Linked DNA regions of Mus musculus: regions 2 and 3 are each linked to region 1. A link is a loop called in an ENCODE intact Hi-C map of the cell type or tissue named here. Cell type or tissue: heart. All regions are shown on one strand.

Evidence for each region. Hi-C counts contacts between places; a loop is a spot of excess contacts. Peaks named below come from ENCODE experiments on the same cell type or tissue, not always from the same donor. Only the 100,000 strongest peaks of a DNase experiment are listed, where the experiment ranks them.
Region 2: a loop joins it to region 1, with 2.2 times the contacts of the local background. A loop is called at or near these places in 6 of 42 quality-filtered maps.
Region 3: it touches region 1 in a loop (5-fold over the local background); 3 of 42 quality-filtered maps call a loop at or near these places.

The regions. Positions count from the first base shown.
Region 1 is chr13:13,888,013-13,892,012 of GRCm38, reverse strand. It overlaps the pseudogene Gm7446. Among named protein-coding and RNA genes, the nearest start is that of B3galnt2, 65 kb to the left of the region's middle. In heart, a CTCF peak has its summit at 2,399 (motif pointing left); a DNase peak (open chromatin) is centred at 2,342; H3K4me3 peaks cover 637 bases; H3K27ac peaks cover 357 bases.
Region 2 is chr13:13,952,722-13,956,721 of GRCm38, reverse strand. It overlaps B3galnt2 (UDP-GalNAc:betaGlcNAc beta 1,3-galactosaminyltransferase, polypeptide 2), which reads right to left and starts at 2,048. Exons shown (of 12, transcript NM_178640.3): 1 at 1,803-2,048. The coding sequence starts at 1,917. In heart, CTCF peaks have their summits at 1,625 and 2,304; a DNase peak (open chromatin) is centred at 2,241; H3K4me3 peaks cover 2,684 bases; H3K27ac peaks cover 2,032 bases.
Region 3 is chr13:15,756,942-15,760,941 of GRCm38, reverse strand. No RefSeq gene overlaps it. Among named protein-coding and RNA genes, the nearest start is that of 4933412O06Rik, 44 kb to the left of the region's middle. In heart, a CTCF peak has its summit at 1,640; DNase peaks (open chromatin) are centred at 1,231 and 1,711; H3K4me3 peaks cover 1,354 bases; H3K27ac peaks cover 1,112 bases; H3K27me3 peaks cover 1,339 bases.

The sequences.
Region 1 (4,000 bases):
CTGTCAAGTGTCCATGATGCTGGGCCCTGAGGGAGGTGAAGGCTATGTAGTCAAACTCCGTGTCCTACCCTGGTCCTGCTCAATTGAGGACGTACAAAACTTCCTCTCCGACTGCACAATTCATGATGGGGTCGCAGGTGTTCATTTCATTTATACTAGAGAAGGCAGGCAGAGTGGTGAGGCTTTTGTTGAACTTGAGTCAGAAGATGATGTAAAATTGGCTCTGAAAAAAGACAGGGAAAGCATGGGACACCGGTATATTGAGGTGTTCAAGTCACACAGAACCGAGATGGATTGGGTGTTGAAGCACAGTGGTCCAAACAGCGCCGACAGTGCCAATGATGGCTTTGTGAGGCTTCGGGGACTCCCATTTGGATGCACAAAGGAAGAAATCGTTCAGTTCTTCTCAGGGTTGGAAATTGTGCCAAATGGGATCACACTACCTGTGGACCCGGAAGGCAAGATTACAGGGGAGGCCTTCATTCAGTTTGCCTTACAAGAGTTAGCTGAGAAAGCTTTAGGGAAGCACAAGGAGAGAATAGGGCACAGGTATATTGAAGTGTTTAAGAGCAGTCAGGAGGAAGTTAGATCATACTCAGATCCACCTCTGAAGTTTATGTCTGTGCAAAGGCCTGGGCCTTATGACAGGCCTGGCACAGCCCGGAGGTACATTGGCATTGTGAAACAGGCAGGTCTGGATAGGATGAGGTCTGGTGCCTATAGTTCAGGCTATGGGGGCTATGAAGAATACAGTGGCCTCAGTGATGGCTATGGCTTCACCACTGACCTGTTTGGGAGAGACCTCAGCTATTGTCTCTCAGGAATGTATGACCACAGATATGGAGACAGCGAGTTCACAGTGCAGAGCACCACCGGCCACTGCGTCCACATGAGAGGGCTGCCCTACAAAGCAACGGAGAACGACATTTACAACTTCTTCTCTCCACTCAACCCTGTGAGAGTTCATATTGAGATTGGTCCTGATGGAAGAGTGACGGGAGAAGCTGATGTTGAGTTTGCTACTCATGAAGAAGCAGTGGCAGCTATGTCCAAGGACAAGACCAACATGTAACACAGATACGTAGGACTCCTCCTGAACAACAGGGGCCAGCAGTGGGGCTTATAGCAGCCTGGTGATGCAGGGCATGGGTGTGTCAGCTGCCCAGGCAACTTACAGTGGCCTGGAGAGCCAGTCAGTGAGTGGCTGTTACAGGGCCGGCTACAGCGGTCAGAACAGCATGGGTGGATATGATTAGTACTGTAGGAACATTTGAGTTATTTCAATCAGAAAATTTCACAGGCAGCCAATAAGCAGTCAAGAGCAGTTTATAACTCTAGAGGAAGCTGGGGGACCCACTTTGCACCATGAGTTTGTGAAATCTGGATTAAAAAATTACCTCTTCAGTGTTTCTCATGCAAACTTTTCTTCTAGCATGTAATATTGAGTAAACTAAAACTATTTTCTTCCGCTTTTCTCAATTAACATTTTTGGTAGTATACTTAAGAGTGATGTTATCTGAGTTAAGTAGTTTAAGTATGTTGAGTGGATCTTTAAGCACACCACAGTGAACACACTGGGGATATGTACTTTTCTGGAGAACCCAAAGGTGCTAGATCCCTGATGCAAAAGAGAAGCATTTCTCATGTTCATTCTAGTTTATATTTTCATTTAAAATCTTTAGGTTAAGTTTAAGCTTTTTAAAAGTTAGTTTTGAGAATTGAGAAACAATACTAATACTGTAGGAATTGGTGAGGCCTTGACTTAAAGCTTTCTTTGTACTGTGATTTCCTTTTGGGTGTATTTTGCTAAGTGAAACTTGTTAAATTTTTTGTTAACTAAATTTTTTTCTTAAAATAAAGACTTTTTCACAATGAAAAAAAAAACAAACAAACTACTTTTGAAATTCCAACTATTATTTGAAAAATTGCTTATCTTTGATAACTTGATAAATTTAGAGGTATAGTGATGTTTTTATATGAGTTTAAAAATTATTTCATGAATCATTGTAAGGAACTCATGGACCCAGGCAGCAATGATGCTCGCAGCTCCCTGGCTTCCTAGCCACCAGCAGGGCAGCACTTGCTGCCCACTGCCCCAGACCACGCTGCGGTCCCAGGTAACCATGGGAACCAACCTTAGCGTGTGTGTGTGTGTGTGTGTGTGTGTGTGTGTGTGTGTGTGTGTGTGTGTGTGTCTATGTATACAAATAAGCTGCTAGAACCTATTCCCCAAGTTCAAGGATTTCCTTTCCGCCTGTCACTAACCCCAATTCACGACAGTTTTGTGACAGTTGGCATAAGTCGGCAGCCGGAAACCAGCTGGAGTTTAGCAGCCACTTAGCACCATCTAGTGGCTGTAATTTAAATTGCAGGCCATTTACTGGGGAGTAGAATTCAGATATGCTAGCAGGTGTTTAGCAGCTGCTTAGCACCACCTAGCGGCCACGATTTAAATTACGGGCCATTTACCAGGTGTTAGAATTCAGCTATGCTCCTAATCTGAGACGCTCTGGTCTTGAAGTTGAAATGACCCCTCGAAGCCAACTCTGATCCGAAAGGTGAAGAGGAAGAGCGGGTAGAGGACAGAGTAGACAGAGAAGCCAGGGGGGAGTCTAACCCTTACTCAGGAGGCACTGGCCTTCCTTAAAGTCAAACATCTATGATGCTTCGAAGCAACTCTGATCCGAAAGGTGATGAAGAAGAGTGGGTTATAGACGCAGATAAGTACCAAGCCTAATGAGAGAGTGGCTGGCAAAAAGACTAGTGAGACAGGCTGATAAATTATTTAATTATTTTAAAACCCACCAAGAAGTAATATCACCTGGTACTTTAAAAAGAAAATATGGGGAGGCGGCCTCAGCCTCAGCAGCAGCGGTCACCATCCTGGTTACGGGACTCCGTGGAACTTAGGAAATTAGTCTGAACAGGTGAGAGGGTGCGCCAGAGAACCGGACAGCTTCTGGGACAGGCGGAAGCACAGAGCCACAGAGCCGCTGAGGCATCACCCTTGGCGGGCCACCTTCCGGACCAGAGGACAGGTGTCCGCCTGGCTTGGGAGGCGGCCTCAGCCTCAGGAGCAGCAGTCGCCATCTTGGTTCCGGACCTCCCTGGACCTTAGGAATTTAGTCTGCACAGGTGAGAGTCTGCACCACGGAAGCTGACAGCTTCTGGGAACTGCCAAAGCAACACAGCTTCTGAGAAAGGCCCTGTTTTGGGCCTTCTTCTTCGGCCAGGAGGAGGTCCAAAAACAAGATATCTGCGCACCTTCCCTGTAAGAGAGCTTGCCAGCAGAGAGTGCTCTGAGCACTGAAACTCAGAGGAGAGAATCTGTCTCCCAGGTCTGCTGATAGACGGTAACAGAATCACCAGAAGAACAATCTCTAAACAGAGTCAACTATAACTACTAACTCCAGAGATTACCAGATGGCGAAAGGTAAACGTAGGAATCTTACTAACAGGAACCAAGACCACTCACCATCATCAGAACCCAGCACTCCCACTTCGTCCAGTCCAGGACACCCCAACATACCCGAAAACCTAGACCTAGATTTAAAAGCATATCTCATGATGATGGTAGAGGACATCAAGAAGGACTTTAATAATAATCACTTAAAGAAATACAGGAGAACACTGCTAAAGAGTTACAAGTCCTTAAAGAAAAACAGAAAAACACAATCAAACAGGTAGAAGTCCTTACAGAAAAATAGGAAAAAACATACAAACAGGTGATGGAAATGAACAAAACCATACTAGACCTAAAAAGGGAAGTAGACACAATAAAGAAAACTCAAAGTGAGGCAACACTGGAGATAGAAACCCTAGGAAAGAAATCTGGAACCATAGATTTGAGCATCAGCAACAGAATACAAGAGATGGAAGAGAGAATCTCAGGTGCAGAAGAGTCCATAGAGAACATCGGCACAACAATCAAAGAAAATGGAAAATGCAAAAAGATCCTAACTCAAAATATCCAGGAAATCCAGGACACAATGAGAAGACC
Region 2 (4,000 bases), 65 kb before region 1:
GGCTTGCTAAGTCTGATAATCAAACTCTGAACATCACAAAATCAGAACCCATGTGGTGGAAGGAGAGAACTGACTCACAAGTTGTCCTGCAACGTTTGCAAAAGCTCCATGCTGTACCAATTGTGCACTCAAGTGCACACGCATGCACATAAACACAGACACACAAATGTAAACAAGTACTATTGTGGCTTAAATGGGAATCCAGACAGAGTAGCAGAAAAGAAGCCAAAATAAATCTTAAAGTGTTATTTCAAGAGAAAGATATTTAGTAAAATCTCAGATTTTAGGCTTAATGTATGTGGTCAGAAAGTAAAAATGCCCAAATGTTTTAAATATTTCAACAGCAAAATAGGAAAAAGACCTGTGGGAACTTTTTGCAATCAAAATACTTCTGCTTTTGTTTTTGAAGTACCAGGGGAGGAGAGTGGGATAGGAATCTGTCTAATTAAAACATCCTACTGATTATCTGACAAAGCTTTGATATCAACACAAAAGTAATTTTTACAACTAGTATGACCCCATATAACCCTAAGTCTTCCTACAGTTTGCTTGCTTAATCCAGTCTATCCTAAATGGATAAGCACTAAGACATCAGGAAAAAAATCTGTTCCAAATCCAAAAGTTGTTTGCAGTCTTACTTAAACACAAGCTCAAAGGCAAGGTTTATTGTGTTGAACGCTAAAAGACTGTTAATGTTAAGGTCACATATATTCTACAGTGGGCTCTGCGTGTAGATTCCAGCAACTCACTCATCTTTGAGTGAGAGAGAGCACAACCCCAACAGATGTTAGGTGGCCAAGCATTTTGTATGTACGGCCCTTTTTTAACTAGTTTGTAAAAGTCTCACAAGCTAAATACGCATATAATGTACTTTCATTATACCACTTGGAAGTCATTCTTTTCAGTCACACAAATAGCCTTTCCAAAAAAATGGTGGTTGTCTAATAGGAAAAGAGATCACTACTAAAATAACCCCAGTGTAATCTGGTAACAGTCGGAGTTTTGAGGATTGCTAAATAAGGTATAAGACTTGGTTCTGTGATGGCTGTGAAGAACTGTTTTAAAACTTTCTGAAAAGAAAACAGCTGTTTGGATATGAAATGGTAAGATAAATCCTAACGTAGTTAAAAATTAAAGCATTACCCTATCTTTAAAATGGCTATAGAGTTCTCGACATATATAAGCATTCCGGGAAAAACTTGAAAATGACACACAGGAGACAAGAAAGTAGTGTTGAGGGTGGCAGGACAACACTGGATACGCACTGTGGGCAAACGCACCTTCAGATTGTAAGGCGAATGAGAACAAAGATTTCATTCCCACGATGGATGAAGTTTGGGAACAAATGTACGCGAAGTTAAAGAAGAATCCGGTATTCTTAGGCTCCTTAATTAGCAAGCTATCCAAGCAGAATACAGGGGCGACTCCACTCACAGCTGAACCCTAGTTCACGTCTAGGTCTTTTCCTGACTCACCTCATGATCAGAGACCACAAAGTACAGTCCGTCCCTCCTCGCTGCAAAGTGAGTCCTGACACGCAAAGCCAACACCGTCAGCACCGGCAAGCTCGCTCCCCCACCCCACCTCGGAGAGAAGCGCCCCAAGTTGTGACCAGGGCCCTCCCTCGACCACGACGCGGGCCGCTGAGCACACGCTGATAAGAAACGAACAGTTGGGTTCGCCCGACACTAAAGAAAGACTCGCTTGTTCCGTCCGTTCTGGGACGTCCGAGCCCTCCCTGTGCCCCTTCAGCCATCCCCCGCGGCCTCCCACGAGCGCAGCGACTCAGCCCCTCACCTCACCTGCCGCGCTGGGCCCGGTGTTGTGGGGGTCCGGCGGGGAACGGAGCCAGAGGTGCCAGAGGTGCAGCGCGGCCCCGAGCACGCAAGGGCACAGCAGCACCAGCCAGTTTCGCATTGGCCGCTCCCACCTCGCGCCCCCGCCGCGCTCTCCCGCGTCCCGGCCAATAGCGAGGGGACCTAAGAACACCGAGTGCCACCAGGAGTGTTCGCGCCCACGCCTGGCGTTGTCTCCGCCGCTCTCTCCTTAGATCCGCACCACGAGCGGCGGCCGCTTCCCGGCCAAGGCCACGCCCCCGCGTGCGTGGCCTTCCCACCCGTTCAGCCCTCCTCGCTCTCGCCCAGCCCTTCAGTCCGCGTCCCTGCACGCTCCTGTCTGCCGGAAGGGCGGGAGCGGTAGTCCCTCGCTGAGCCCAGGAGGGAGGCGTGCCTGAGATTGTAAGCCCGAGAAACTACGTTTCCCAGAGAGCTATGCGTGCTGCTACGCAACGCTGGAGGCGAAGTGCACACACGAAGCATGCGCGTCTCTCATCCGGCCGCGGTGCCTTAGCGGCACACTGAGCATGCGCATCCACCTTCTTGCTAGGGTTCCCCTGTAGTAAAGGCGGGTACCGCACACGGGGAACCTGCACGTTAACTGCTCAAGTTGCTGTACGACCCCCTCCGCTGTGGACATTGCTGCAGGGCGCATGACCTCGAGGAGCAGTTGCCCAGTCGGGGCAGGTTTGTATGGCACCTCAGCGCTCAACGAAATAATAGTGTGCTCCCCTGACCTATCCCATAAGAAGCGCAGCGGGGAGCCTGAGCGCCGAGTAGCAGGGAGTTTCCTGCTTCCCTCTAGTAAGCAACGGCGGGTGAGGAGGACGAGAAACACCGGGGCTTGCTATGGAAAGCGAGGACAGAGGAGAAGCCCGGATCTGGAGGCTGCCTGGGTGCGCACGCGCTCCTCACTAGGGTAACTGTCGGGAAGCACAGAAATGAGAGCTTCAGCTGCCAGATGACTTTGAAAAGTTCCCACCAAGTTGAGGTGACCAAATGTGTGAGGGCTGGGTTTGCAAAAGATCCATCTCCAACCAGCGTTAGGAAACGAGCGGACTTCACTGGAGCCACCTCTCAGGCTCAGCACCATATTGCCACTGAGTAGCGGTTTTGTATTAAAAAAGCAATTGTAGTAACACACACACACACAGACGCCCCCAGTGTCTCACGTAGTTAACAGGAAACTATTCTGCAGAGGATGGCCTTGAACTCTTGATCTTTCTGTCTTCATCTCCACAAGTGGTGCTTTGGGATGGAACCCAGGGCTTAATCCTTACTAGGCAAGCCCTCTACCAACTGAGCTATATCCTCAACCTGACACTGTTAAGATTGACTTTTTTAAAAAGATTTTATTTGATTTTTTTTTTCATTTGTGTGTGTACGCATGTGCAGGCTGGGGGGGGGGGCGTCTATCCCATCCCCTGGAGCTGGAGTTTCCCCGTGTTTGTGAGCCACCCTGTAGGTACTGGGAACTGAAATTGGGTGCTCAGGAAGAGCAGCCAGATCTCTTAACCATTGGGCCATCTCTTCAGCCCCTTAAGATAGCTTTTTCTTTGGCTATTTTTGCAATGTTTTTAATTTCAATTTTTTAATTTAGTTTAATCAGGTAAAAGCTGTGTTCTACTGTACTGTTTTATTATGTACTTAATAAAATAACTCACGTGGTCAAATTTGTTCCCATGAGAAGAAACTTGTTTGAGCGGTGATGAAGCTGAATGGTAGGGCCTTACCTACCAATGGGCAGTCTTGGGTTGATGCCCAACCTGTACAAAAAGGGGAGGGGACTCGTGTATTTGTTATTCATTACAAATCCAGAATAATTGAAACAATAATAATCATTTCATATCTCAGACTTTAGTACAGATCAGGAATTTGGGAGCTAAGTTCTAGTTCGTTTTCAAAGTTGCAGGAATATCATCAGCCAGGGCTGCAGTCATCTGAAGGCTTCATGGTGGTTGAAGAGTCTGCTTTGAACATTGCTTACTCAGATGGCAGACGTTTTAATGATGGAGACACATTGTCACTTCTGGGTTAGTCAATTGGTCACACAGAAAAGCCCTATAGAGTGGATACCTGTGTGCACAGTGTTCAGGTATTCACCAGGTGACTACCAGGAGTCGAAGATCACTGGGAACCATCCTAGATGCTGGCTAGCACAGTAT
Region 3 (4,000 bases), 1.9 Mb before region 1:
AGTCCTACCCAACTCTAAATCCCGTGAACCTGCTTGTTTGTTTGTTTTGTTCTTGTTCAGGAAGGAGCTCCAATCATAGTGATCAGATGTAAACACATGAACAAAAGGCCAGTACTAATTGGACTCAGTAAGTCACACACACACACACACACACACACACACACACACACACACACAATTATATACGAAGAGATGCCGCTGAGTGATGGTGGCGCATGCCTTTAATCCCAGCACTCGGGAGGCAGAGGCAGGTGAATTTCTGAGTTCAAGGCCAGCCTGGTCTACAGCGTGAGTTCCAGGACAGCCAGGGCCATACAGAGAAACCCTGTCTCAAAGAGAGAGAGAGAGATGGGGAGAGAGAGAGAGAGAGATGGGGAGAGAGAGAGAGAGAGAGAGAGAGAGAGAGAGAGAGAGAGAGAGAGAGAGAGAGACCAATAAGTTGAATCAAGGCTCTCAGAGACTAATCCTGACTCTGAGATTCCCACTCACATGCGCGTGATTCCCAGAGCACCTGAAGTCAAAGAGATGTTCTCCTGGTGCCCGGTTCCTTCCCTCCCTAATGGGCTCTCCTCCTGACACCCTGGCTGGAAGCTTCTTCCCCCAGACTTTGTCATTTTCCAGGCTTTTGTTGTCCTCTCTCACACAGTATTCTGGATCCAAGGCCCCCGTAGAGAAGGACCCCTTTCTTGCTGTCCTGTTTTCCTCTGGGTAGTAGACACTGGGCCAGCTCTGTCCCTGACCAATCATGTGGCACTAGCCAGCTGACTCCACCTCTCTCCTCTTCTGCTTTTCAGATCTGTTTCCCCCTTCTTCTCCCCACCACCCCCACCCCAACCCCCACCCAACCCCACCCCCAGGACTTGTGGTCACCCATATCTGCCCTCACTCTACATGCTTAGTAGCTCTGGCTGTCCTGATCTCCTCTACATTCGTGTTTGAAAGGTTGCCTGGTCACAGATAAGGCAAACAGTTTGAATAAAGGGAACATGTAAAAGGAGCACCTTGCTAGGCCATGCGAGCAGAAGTGGGCACGAGACAAAGAAGCCTCATTCAATCTTCACTGTCCTTGCGCGGTGATTTGGGCCCACTGTGAAATTAAGGAAACTGGTTTGCCAAAGGCGGAACTGTTATCCACTTAGGCACAAGGCTCCCTGGGGCAGGCCTCATGCTCTATCTCCCAAAGGGCCTGAGGGAAGTCATTTTGCTTGTTCAGAAAGAGTAAGGAAGGGGGAGAGAAGAGGAAAAACAGCTCCAAGAATGCTGAATTGGCTCTCTGCGGGATGCTGCCGGCTGCTGCTTCACAGTAGAGATGCCAAACCGAGCCTAGACCCACCCTGTCAGCAACAGCGCTCTTGTCACAGCAGATCCGCCAATACAGCCTGCGCCACCGAGGAATCCTTGTTTATTTGTATTTCGTGCTAAGAAGAGACTGGCCCAGATCCAGGAAAGCCACTCCACGAAGCGGCGCCCCTCTCCAGCAGCTTCCGATTGATTCTAAACACTACATGCCTGGAATAGTCAAACCAAGACGCTTTTTATCTGCTCACGTAGGTTCTCGCTAACACCCGAGAGGAACGATGCTCTCCTGGGGATTTTGGCAAAGTAAAGCGCGGGCCTGCGGGCAGCCATTCCGCATGTCGCCGCGCGGTGGCGGAAGCAGCACAGCAAAGGGGTTCAGCGAGGAAGCCAATAACTAAACCGTGATTCTGCGCCCCAGGACCTGGGTCGTCCCCTGTGTGCAAAGGGTCGCCCAGAAGGAAGAAGGGGAAGGAAAAAGGACAGCGGCGTCCCATGAGAATGGAGAGTGATGGTAGTGTGTTCCAAAGATGCGTTTTGTTTTGTTTTCTCTGGCTAACACCGGAAATAGAAGCAGCAGAAAAGGGACTGGAAGGATTCTCCCTCTGGCACCGTGCAACAGCAGCTGTTCTTTGATTGAAATGCTCTGTTACCGTTGTGTATGAGGCTTAATCGCCCAAGGAAGCTGCAGCTTCTCCCATTCACTTTCTTCCATATTCTCCCAAAAGTATACGTCCCAGTTAGCTACTCTGTAAAATTCAGTTCTGGTGTCCCCAATCCAAGATTTCTTTGTCGGTGTGGGCTGTGTGTCCAAGCCACAGTCTTGCCCATACATCAGCTTTGCCTCTATGCACCACGCCTTCCTACCCCCACCTACAGAGTGCCTTTTCTAGTCAGCTGGTTCCCTTTGGCATCCTCTTTATTTCATCTTTGGAAGGGTTGCCTATCCATATTGAATTCGTTGAACCCTGTATTTGGAAGCACAGCAACAATGTTCAGCCTTGTCCTGATGCCCACTGGCATCCTATATAATTCATTCTGTCCTGATTATCTTGTTAGGTAGATGAGACAATTGGGGCTCCACAGCTAAAGTAAGTGGTAAGTAGAAAGGAGCCCCCCTCTCCATGTCCAGGTAACTCAGGCACTTGCCTTTGCCCTCAGAGAGGGGCAGCTTTGTCATCAGGTTCCTCTGACCAGTTATGGCTAGGACTTCATTTCCTAAGCAGGATGAAGCTATGTTCTGGCATATTCTGAGAGGTTCTGGACAATGGATCTATATCCCCAACACCGCATCCCGACTATCACAATCATACTCCATCCTCTCTCTCTCTCTCTCTCTCTCTCTCTCTCCCCCTCTCCCTCTCCCTCTCCCTCTCCCTCTCTCTCCCTCTCTCTCCGTCTCTCTCCCTCTCTCCCTCTCTCTCTCTCCCTCTCGTGTTCTGCTACATGCCACCTGTCTAAGTGTTCTGGAAGGCCAGAGAAGGCCATGATATCCTCTGGAGCTGGAGTTACAGTTGGTTGTAAGGTTGCCCAGTGTGGATTCTGTGAATCAAACTAATGTCCCGTGCAAGAATAGCAAGTGCTCTTATCTGCTGACCCATCTCTGTAGCCCCCTTTCACTCACTTGTTAAGTGTTGTTAGTAAGATATTATTCTGTGAAATTAAAGATTAGACACAAAGCAGATAAGGCGCTGCATGTGCAGTAGAGTTTGTTTAGGAGGTGCTGTCTATCATTCTTCCCCGACGTGTGTTACCAGGTATTCAGGATTACTCATTCTGTAACTGGAGAGAGATGCAGCCAAACTCCAGCAGTTCTGTGGAGTTACTAAATAAACAGTACAATTCAAAACCATGTGGCTGAGGACATTAACTACACAGGGATAATTGAAGGTTAAAACCTAAGAAACCTTAAAGTGGCTCATTCTTTGACAACATCCCAATGAAGGCGTGTCCCATGACCCTGGCCCTGGTATATTCCTGTCTCCACAGACCTGGATGGAAGAAGTTGGTCTCCAAGGAACTTTCTCTAGTTGTCCAAGAATGTGGGACCTCATGGTTGGTTTCAGTATGTGTGTTCATGTCTCTTTGCACAGCCCACGATTGGGCTGGCTCTGCCAGAGCCTCATTTTCATGATTTGGTGCCACACCCTGGACTTATATGTTAATAACACTTAAGCCTAACCAAGACTCTCCCCAGCAGTTGTAGAGCAGGGCTAAGAACCATGTTTTTCAGATAATCCTGAATGGAGAGCTTAGGTAACTATGACCCATCAGTTCACCAGTCCAGAGTGTCTGAAATGGACCATGAGGTGAGGGCTGACAGATGGAGTATGGACCAGGTTGAGAAAACCATTAATAGATCACATTAAAGAGTAGTTGTGGTTTTAAGGTCACCTCAAACATCTCTATTCTAAAGGAGCCATGTGCCAATGTTTTTGTGAGACTATTCCGTCTCTTATAAAACTCACCTCATTAGCTCTTATGGTCTACAGTGGAGCTTAAAGCACCAATCAGAGAGGACCTATTATTTGGTGGAAACTGTACCAAACAACGCGGTGCCTTACTTAGATTTTGCTACCACAAATATCCATATGTGCCCTGCTACGTTAAATCGCCTCAGAAAGATCAGATAGCTTGCTCAGGGTTATACAGAGCAAGTTCACAATAACAGTCGTTAACAGCCAAGCCCTTGCATGCTGTGGGA